Linked DNA regions of Mus musculus: region 1 is linked to region 2. Evidence: chromatin contacts called from ENCODE Hi-C or POLR2A ChIA-PET data. All regions are on one chromosome and are shown on one strand. Each heading gives the region's core, a stretch centred on a gene start or an enhancer-like site at or near the end of the contact. The rest is flanking DNA. Distances are from core to core; before and after follow the strand shown.

The links. A loop is a pair of places that touch in the nucleus more often than their neighbours do. ChIA-PET counts read pairs that join two places held with the same protein, here RNA polymerase II (POLR2A).
Region 1: a loop to region 2 is called in a map of heart, with 8 times the contacts of the local background. The contact joins the enhancer-like site here to the promoter of Npas2 in region 2. A Hi-C loop is called at or near these places in 1 of 37 maps with a recorded cell type or tissue (heart). POLR2A ChIA-PET finds 5 or more read pairs at or near these places in 1 of 5 experiments (Patski).

The regions. Positions count from the first base shown.
Region 1 is chr1:39,226,251-39,231,099 of GRCm38, forward strand. All of the region lies in intron 1 of Npas2 (neuronal PAS domain protein 2), which reads left to right. Among named protein-coding and RNA genes, the nearest start is that of Npas2, 34 kb to the left of the region's middle. Within about 2 kb of position 3,303, at least 1 of the 3 ENCODE cell types and tissues checked has a DNase peak (open chromatin) inside an H3K27ac peak, as active enhancers do.
Region 2 is chr1:39,191,044-39,195,998 of GRCm38, forward strand. It overlaps Npas2 (neuronal PAS domain protein 2), which reads left to right and starts at 3,229. Exons shown (of 21, transcript NM_008719.2): 1 at 3,229-3,699.

The DNA of each region.
Region 1 (4,849 bases), core at 2,053-4,552, 35 kb after region 2:
TCTGTGGATGTTGAGTCTAATAACAACTGAGTCCTTCATTCATGGATGCTAGCAGGAACCATAGGCACATTTACTTGGAGAGCCACCAGCCCACATTTGGAACCCCCGACACTGCCCTACACGAATCTTCTCCAGAACATGGACAAAGCGAAATTGTCATCCATTACTTTTGGTGAGGGTGACAGCTGAGATCAGCCCTCACAAGTACTCCCCATGAAGTCTTCACTGTCACTGTCTTACCATAAAAGCCTCAGGCCATCTGACTCAGACCTTCCATTCACAACACTGCCTACATTGAAAACCATGGCAGGAGCCCCTAAAGGAAATAAAGTTCTCCTGCCCTATCTTTGCCAAATACTGCTCCTCTCTCTCAGTCTTCTGCTTCAACAGCCACCGAGAGGAGCTCAGAGGTTCCAAGACACACCCTTGCTGGTATTAATTACTATAATTACCTTCCTGAGTAGCGAAAGCATTGGCCGGACTAAAATCTGGCTGGGTGGGTATCTCTTTCTGGTTGTCTGTGTGTCCTCTATCTTTAAAGAGAGTAGCCAGGGTAGATGGGGCTGGGAGAACTGAGAGTGTTGAACGAGGAGCTGTTCTGAAGAAGTCAGTGGAGGGCTCCCAGAACTGAGCATAAAAATTAATTACAGAAAAGAAATACATCATTAATGTCAGAGCTCACAATAGGTCCCAGTGTGACTATTATGTGAAATTAATTACTCCCTACTCTACTTTCCAAAAATCATCTTCTCCGCACTATGAAAATAGTCCTAATTACTGGCATCGGCTGCTTTAAGTCATTAAGGGCCATCACTTCACACGACGCCCGTGCTCGTTCTGCAGTTGTGCTTGTGTTTAAATATAGCAGCCCTGGTCTCTGTGAAGATCTTCCCAAAACACTTACATATTTCGTTTAAAAGAAAATGTCAAATTGCAAGATCAGGGTCTTAGGGAAAATCAGGTATTAAGAATCAAATAATAACATCAATTTGTTTACTCGGAAAGACTATCTAAGAATAGAAAGCCGGTCGCGTCTCTGCAGGTGAGAGTGTCTCTGAAGGTGAGATCCTTCTTGCAATTGGGCCCTGGACCTGGAAAATGAAGATGGGGGGAAGCAAGCAGAGCCCAGAGCTCTCTCAGCAGCTTGCTGACCTCCTCAATGCCGAGACCCCTTAACGTAGTTCCTTGTGTCACTATGATATAAACGTATCCCGTTGCTTCTTCATAACTGTAATTTTGCTGTTATGGATTTTAATGTAACTATCTGATATGTAACGCCCACAAGAGGTCACAACCCCACAGGTTGAGACCCACTGGCTTATCGGCTGGTGGGGATGAGGGAACATTAAATGGACAACTGTAGAATGTTACCTGTGGCGAGAAGCTTGATCCTGTCTGGGGCAGAGGAAGTAACATGTAAGCTGAGACTTGAGTTGTGGAGAGGGGCAAGAAGACTTTTGCCAGCAGAAAAGAAAACATGTTTATAATCCTTCCAAGGTCTGGAGGGACAAGTCACTGGTTATGAGCTCCTCCGAGGGACCCAGTTCAGTTCCTAGTTACCATGTACCTAGTACCCAGCTCACAACGGTCTGTTAGGTCCAGCTCTAGGGGATCTGACTCCCTCTTCTGGTCTGAAATGTTACCTGCACTCAGTACACAAACCACATACACATGCTTTAAAAAAAAAAACAACTTAAAATAGTTGTTATCAAAGAAAGAAAAAGTGACATAAGGGACAGTTGAGTTATAGGAGTCTGATGTCCCTTTCAGTGATTTGTGCCAAAGATGTTTTGGGTCAGTGGCCAAGGTCAGCTGGTCGGGGGAACATTTTTTGTTCTGAATTCTTTCATGTTTAAGGAACCAAGAACAGGACAACTTACTTCTTTCTACCCTCCACGGGAACCCCCGGTATGTAGGATCACATTTACCTTATGGTTTCCATTCAGGTCCGTGTCACTGATTTTCATTAAACCATCTGACATTAGATCCCACTGATGGTGCCTAAGGGCAGGCAGCTAGCCTGTGTGTCTGCGCATGGTTCTCAAAATGGAAAGCTAAATTAGGACAGGATTTGCTTCTGACCTCAGATCCCACTGGGATGTTCCATCGTGTCCCTAGGAGATCCAACGTCCAGCATCTACCTTGTATTCTGTTATCTTGTCTTCAGTCTCTTCATGACCTAAACAGTTGGAAGAGTAACCAGTCATTGCTTCATAGGGTGGCTTTTGCTTGGGGTTTGTCTGTTGTGCGCTGCTGAGTTAGAGTGGATTAAAGTCCTTGCGGCAGGAATATCAGAAGGCTGTAGTGTATTCAAAGACCATGTACTTGGCTGGTGCCCTGGCTGGAGGTGATAATTTTGCTCACCGGACTGAAGCAGTATCTGCCAAGTTTTCCCGTGGAACTCCTCTCCTGATGCGTCAAAGGCTATATAAAGACACTATTTCTCACTTAACCTTGTCACTAGCTAGTATCCTTTGATACTTCTTATTTGAAGCACCATGACTATAGTGATTGCCCAATGGTCAATTTCTAATCCCATCTTCCTCTCACGTGTTTCATAAACTGGAAGTCCACTTGAAGAATGAGTTCAGTGTCTACCATAACCATCCATCCATCCATCCATCCATCTATCTACTTCTTTAAGTCACTGTGTATGGATGGATCCCTGTGTTGTTCTGTAAGTTATAATTACAGCTTTGATGCTCTGCTTGCCCCTTCCTTGGACAGTAAGAATCCTTCTCAGCTGACTTCTGATTCATCCTTGTTGCTCTTTGAACCTATACAGTTTTCTCTAATCTATCCTTGCTCCAGCCCTTGAGCCTGCCTGGCTCCCTTCAGCAAAGAGTTGTATACCTGAGGATGCTGAGCTAGAGGGTAGCTAGCCAGGGAGGTATTTCAAATATTTGACTGTTGCTGCCTCGGAGGATTTGTTGAAGACAGAAACAGACTCCTAGGAAGCTTGGCTAGGGTGCAGGACTGAAGCTAGGGCTGAGAGTGATGGTGTAGGAGAAAAATGCAGACGCCTGTAAGGTAGGTAGAAAGCTAAAAAACCAGCAGAGCAGTGATGGGTGGAAAACAGCAGTGGGGTGTGGAGACAAGAGATACAGAGAAGGAAGGAGCAGGTTTTGACAGGAGTGATTCAGATTTCTAGTTTGGGCCTGTGATCCTTGCAGGTAGCCAGGTCATGATGGGAGGGGCAGTGGGCACAGGAACCTGGGCTTTTGCTTATTGTGAAGAAGGACCAAGCCTTCTTGCCCCCAGGTTTTAAATCAGCTCCTCCTGAATAGCGAGTGCTGCAGAGTTGTACTCCCTTTGCTTTCTTTATTCAGTACTTGGCAAATACTTGGCATTTCACAGCAGATTTTAAAGCCCCGGGGCCTATTTTCTGGCTGTAGCCCTTGATGTGTTTATCAGGAAAGAGGAATATAAATAGATTAGTTTCTGGTAGCATCCTGTGGTTACCTAACTCCAGTACACTTGGGAAGGCATCGAGCTGCATTTGTCACATTTCATATGTGTGTTCGGTGACCTCTGCAGGTGCTAAGAACACATGCATACGTGTATTCATACGTAGCATTAAAACTGTTTGCTATCAAAGGTACATAACAAAATTAAGACTAGTGGAGTTATTAGAATCAGACTCAGGAGTGACTGGAGAGATGGTTCAGCCGTTAAGAGCACTAACTGATCTTCCAGAGGACCTATTTTTGATTCCCAGCATCTACATGGTGGCTTACAACCTTCTGTAACTACAGAAGGCACTGTGTACATGGTACACAGCCATATAGGTGTGGGTAGAACCACTCATAACCACACAATGAAAGTAAATACAAATCTTTGAAAAGTAAAACATGCCAAAGGCTAGAAGGATGGCTCAGTAATCAAGAGCACTTACTGTTTTTCCAAAGGACGCAAGCCCTGTCTCCAGCGCCCACTGCAGGTGGCTCACAGCAGCTCTGTAACCCCATCTTTAGAAGATTCAACGCCCCCTTCTGGCTCCCCTGAGCACTGCACTCATGTGCACAAATACACAAAGACATGCACATATGCATACATTCAAAAAAGAGTCTTCAGTGGGCTGAAGAGATGACTCAAGAGTCAAGAGTATCTGCTAGTGTGGCAGGGGACCTGGATTCAATTCCTAGCACCCACATGATAGCTCACAAGCCTCCCTAACTCCAGTTCTCCAGTTCTGGGATATTCAGCTGACCTCCATGGCCACCACACCTGCATGTGGTGCCCCTACATACATGTAAGCAAGCAAAGCAGTAATAACCAGACAATAACATAAATAAATCTAACAAAACTATTTTTAAAATCTCCAAACAGGGATCTCTTGTCAACCACTGTACATAAAAATATATTAATTAAAGTCCATAACAGATACTACCACCACCGCATTTTCACAACTCAGTGGACAGACAGAAGGATTCACCTCAATCCAGGAAGGTGCTATGGCTTGAATATGTTAGAATGTGCCCCCCCACACACACACAGTACTGTATGCTAGAATACAGTAGAGTAATGTTGTTGTAGAACCTTTAGGAAGTCACATACAGTGGAAGGTGGTTGGGTCATGGTGACGTTATCCTTGGAGGAAATTCATGATGGCCTCAAGGAGAGACTCAGCTCTTCCAAGAGTCGGTTGCCTTTTCTTTTTAAACCAAAGTTACCTCTCACGCTTAGTTTCATCTGCAGACAAATGGTTCATTTTTCTGCTCGTCATTCATACCGCGACCTAGCTGGGAATAGTTCATTAGATGCTGAATAGATGGGGCCACCTAACCTTGGACTTTCAGATTCCAAAACTCAGCTGAATAACTCTCTCTTCTTTATAAACCATCCAGAT
Region 2 (4,955 bases), core at 1,979-4,478:
CCTTTGAACTCCTGTCATCCACCCTATGTAGCTCATGTCTATCTCTGTCTCTCAGATTGTAAACCTCCTGTGTACACAAACCCCTCTCAGTGTTCCACACAGGGCTCTGGAAGGAAGTGTACAGTCAAACGCACGGAGAGAGCAGGAGGCCCTCCTTTGCAATCGGAGGGAGAACACGTTTGTTTGGGGACTACAGTCTCCACTTGACTCAAAGTCCCTCCTGGGTGAGAAGAAACACTCGAGAAGGGGTGAGGCTTGGGATAAGTATGACCACCACATTCACACAGTCTCCATAACAAACAGGAAGAAAGCAGGAAGGCTCCTCACAACCAATAAGAACAGGACAGCTCAAGCACTTGTTACACTGCAGACTTGTGTAATTAGGCCATGTCAAGTTTCTTAAAAGAGATCCCAATGGGTTTTCAAGCTGCCAGAGGGAGTTGGAATCTCTTTCAAAGAAAATTTTAAAACAAGAAAGAAAAAAGAAAGAAAAGGAAGGAAGAGAGAGAGAGAGAGTTCTAAATTCTATATTAAATCTGGTTAGAAACACAATTTCATCTTTATTGGATATTAGTCATAGCCACTGTTTAAAGGCACAGTAAAAGGCTGCTTGCTTAAAGGAAAAGGACAGAAGAACAGAGAGAAAAGTAAAGGAAAATAAAATACTTCCCTCCTCTAGCTGGAAAGGGGAACTCCAAACTAACAAGGGGTCAGTCAACTTTCTCTTTCCTCAAAAGCCTTTGAGTCAGAAACAAGCCTGAGGACGGCAGGGTTTGTAGGATGCTCGGAGTTCTGTGCACGTGCTTATTTTCTCAGAAGGAGAATTAGACAAAAATAATACAAATGGGAAATAAAGAGAATGACCTACTTTACTGGGGAGGGGAGGACCTCTGTGTGAGTGTTTTCATCTAATTGACTGGGTAGGGTTGCATGTCCAAATAAGGCCCCTCTGGTGCAGGTCCAGTTTGCACTGGAGAGGAGAAATCCAGGCCCCAGAACACCATGAGCCAGGACTAAGGCTAGCTCTTGGAACTGAAGCCTCAGAAGCTCCGGAGACCCCTTCTGGACACACACACACACACACACACACACACACACACACACACACACACGCACACGGGGAGGGGAGAGGGGGAGAGGGAAAGGGAGGAGAGGGAAAGGGAGGGGAAGGGAGAGGAAGAGGGAGAGGGGGAGGAAGAGGAAGAGGGAGGAGAGGGAGAGGGAGGGGGAGAGGAAGGGGGAGAAAGAGGGAGGGGGAGGGTGATAGGTAGCCAGGAGCCAATGGGGGCGTTTTCCTTGTCCAGGCCACTTGCTGGAATGTGAGATGTAGAATGACCCAAAGAGAGCTGCCAAGACAGAGCTCTGCCCCAGGAATTGAACTCAAAGGGTGTCAGAAAGCAGGTGGCCTTTGTGCACCTGGCGCGGGGACGTGGCTCCCCTCTTCCGGCTGGTCTAGCCAGGTGCCTGCCTGCCTGCCTGCCGTGATCTCTGGACGCCAGTAGAGGGTTGTTGTGGGTTTGGGTGAAACACGCCACCCCTGAGCTCTTCCGCGGGGCTAGCAATCTCCCCATCACCCCATTCGCGCTCAGAACCCCCTCAGCGAGTCTAACAGCAGGCCTGGTTCCCCGTACCCCGTCTGCACATCTGTCTTGGCTAGGGGTTTGCAGAAGCTTGGGAAAAGGGCTCCCTGTGTTCTTGCGCGCGCCGCTCTCTACAGCTTCTCTTTTTCTTGGATTCTCGCCTGTCTCCTCCCACAGGAAAAAAAAAAAAGGTCACGTATGTTTGGAAAAATATGTAGGTCAGTGGAACATTTCCTGCACTGGTGCAAAAGGAGAGAGGGCAGTGGGGGCGGGGAGGGAGAGGCCCGGCGCTGCTCCTAGGGCGCCTCCTGGCCGCAGCCCCCGACCTGTGGCCCTGGGGTTACAAGGGGACATTTAGCGGGTTCTTGCCGATCCTTGACCCATTTTCCTGACCAGTTAAGCTCGCCCTGGAGGAGGCACCGAGCGTTCCTCCCTAGCAACCGCTGCTATATTCCACGAACAGCGTTCACTCTCACATCCCAGGACCCTTCTTCTCACCTGGTGTTCCCTCACCCACCCACGTCCCCAGTAACCTGAGTCACGGAAGCGCAGAGGCCTGCCCTTAGAGGTCGGCGTGGGCGAGGGGGACAAGACAATCACATTCTAGCAAACACCCCCACCCCGTGACAGCACAGTGGCAGTGGGCACTGAGATGATTCCCATTTACCCGGGGCACGGATTCTTTGCTACCCCCCTAGTGACAACTTTAGCAGGACCCTGGCCGGCAGCTCCTCAAATGTCAAGCTCGCCTCCCCTCTTCCAGGTTCCGCACTAAGCACAGTCTCCCCCTTCCACCGCGCCCAGTCCGGACCAGACTGGCCGGACCCCCACGTCGATACCCCCACACCCCCCTCCCCAAGCAGCCCCGCAGGACTCGCAGAGGCCCTGGGGGCGCACCGGTGTCTGCCCCGCCGAGAGTCGCCGGGGGGTCGCAGGGTCCGCGTCCCTGCGGCACGCGCTGAGTGCGCGGCTCACACTGGGTTTGGACCGTAGGGGGGTGGGGGGAGCGGGTAGCCGCCGGAGCCTGGAGGCTTAAGAGGAAGAGGAGGAGGAGGAGGAGGAAGGGGAGCGGGAGGAGGAGGAGAAAGAGAAGAGGGAGGAGGAGGAGGCGGCAGCGGGGCGGGGAGGTGGCGGCGGTCCCCAGCTCTACGCGCCCAAGAGTTTGCGGCGCGAGCGGCGGGCTTTTCCGCAGGACCCGAGGGACCCGCGCAGCGGCCGCGGAGCCCCGAGACCCCGGCGGCAGCGGCGAGAGCAGCGCCTCCCGCCGCCGCCCGGGAGAAGCTCCCCGAGCCCGCCTGCCGCCCCGGCTCCCCGCGGCGGCGGGAGGCGCGTCTCCCCGGCCCAGTCGGTGCCCGGCCTGGCGGGGCCGCCCCGGCCCGCTCGGAGGTAAGAGGCCACCGCGCTTGGGGACGCACGATCTCGGGTGGGAATACGTGCGCGTGGCTCGCGGCTCTGGTCACCTGCTCGCTAGCGCTGGGGACGCGCGGGGCAGGGAGGGACGCTCGGGCGCGACACCGCGCGAGGCTGCGCAGCGCAGGCACCCGGGGGTTGGGGCGCGGGGAGGTGAGTCCTGCGCACTCCGGGTCCTGCCGCCCTGGGCTTCGGGTCCTGCCAACCGCTGCAGCCAGACAGACGGTGGGCTCCCGGAGCTGCTCGCCAAGAGAGAGGACTAGGCACCCCAAACATCGGGATTCGGGGGTCCTCCGAGGGTGCTAGAGGGGTACTGCGTGCCCGGACAGAAGCTTTCAAGATTGCCCGCTGCCCTTCCAGAGCCCCACCGCAGGCATCCCGAAGCGTAGGGAGCCCGGGACGCCTGGAGAGTGTGGTTGCCTGGCCGGGCCCTTGTGTCACTACGTTCCTGGGTCTGACTTGGCTTAGGGCTGGACTGAAAGCCCAGTCTTTGTGCTTAGACAGCTCTGCGCTCCTGGGACTCCCCGGGTTGGATGCTACAACATTGTTTTAGTGGGAGGTGTGCCCCCTCCCCAAGTAGAGGAGGGGTGCGACCTTGACTTTTCTAAAAAGCCACTTAGGGTGGGAAGCAGGGGGCAGGGACAGGTACCAAGAGGCTCAATTCAAAGCCAGCCTCCCCCCTCTGCCCGCCTCTCCTTAACTGCTTAAGGTAAGAAAGTTTGTTTTCGGCTCTGTGGTTCATAAATAATTAGTAACCAGTTTTGTTGACAAGGCAAGATGGAAACCTTAAGCATACACGCGCATTTCCACCGACTCTAGAATCTCCTAAGGTTAAATCCGGGAGTCTTTAGTTCGTAAAGTTGTAGGCTGTAGCGTTCAACAGGTGTTGCAAGGGTCCTAGAGGCCCCAGCTTAGGGTTTTTTTTTCTCTATCCATTGCGTTAGGATCCGCCCCTAGTTCGCGGTTAGCTTGCTTCTTTACAGGTGAATATTGAGTCGTTATTAACTGCGTCGGCGGAGACAGCTAGTCTGTCTCAATCACTAGAACTCTATTATCCTTAATAGGGTTTTCTTTTATAGGAGGGATTTCCCATTTGGACTTTCCAGGTAGTTAGTCCTGAAGCAGTTCCTGGCAGGACTCAGCTCTGTCAACACCTTCCTGTCTCTCTCTTCACAGAGAAGTCCCCATCCAGCGAACTGGCCAACTAATTATGGCTTGCATGAAAAACGGCCAGCCCTGGAAGGCACCCTTCAGACTCAAGAGCAAATACTGGCTTGATCTTCCTTCCTGCTGCTAAAATTTCTCTGAAGGAAAACGTTGCCAGAAATAACCTCCAATCTCTTTTTAAATAGCCCCTAAATAAATATAATCCTGTTTTTAAAAGAGATATTGCGATCTGGGCCACTATTTTACAAAGCAAATTTTTCGTTACTGACAGATATGAACCAGTTGAGGTACTGGTGTTTCCCAGCAGTCTACTCTTTTGCCATTTCCCCTCAGAAACCCGTACCTCTATTTATTTGGAGGTCATCCCGCTGTGCAGATGTGGAAAAGGTTTTTATTCCAACTACTCCCTAGAGTTACATCTTGAGGGGTAGGAGAGGATATACTCTAGAGAAAGCACATTATTAATAAAATGTTACAACACACGCCCAAGGGTTAAACATGCCTGGAGAATGGAGTGAGACAATTGCAATGAGTGTGTTGAGAGGAAAATTTCCTGGTATGATAGATGTTCACATGGTAGCTGAAGAGATGACCTTTATATAGAAAACAATTGGTGTTTTTTTTTTTTTAACTTACCTAGTTGTTTGTAACAATTTGGTCTCTGCTTTATGTTTCTGGCTGCTTTGTAATAAAAATGTAAAAAACAATGAAATCAGTAAAAACAAATCACAATTTAAATCCATCTTTTGGGAGCGTCTGTCTTAGATCTTGATAACCTATATTAGTAGCTACTTCTCA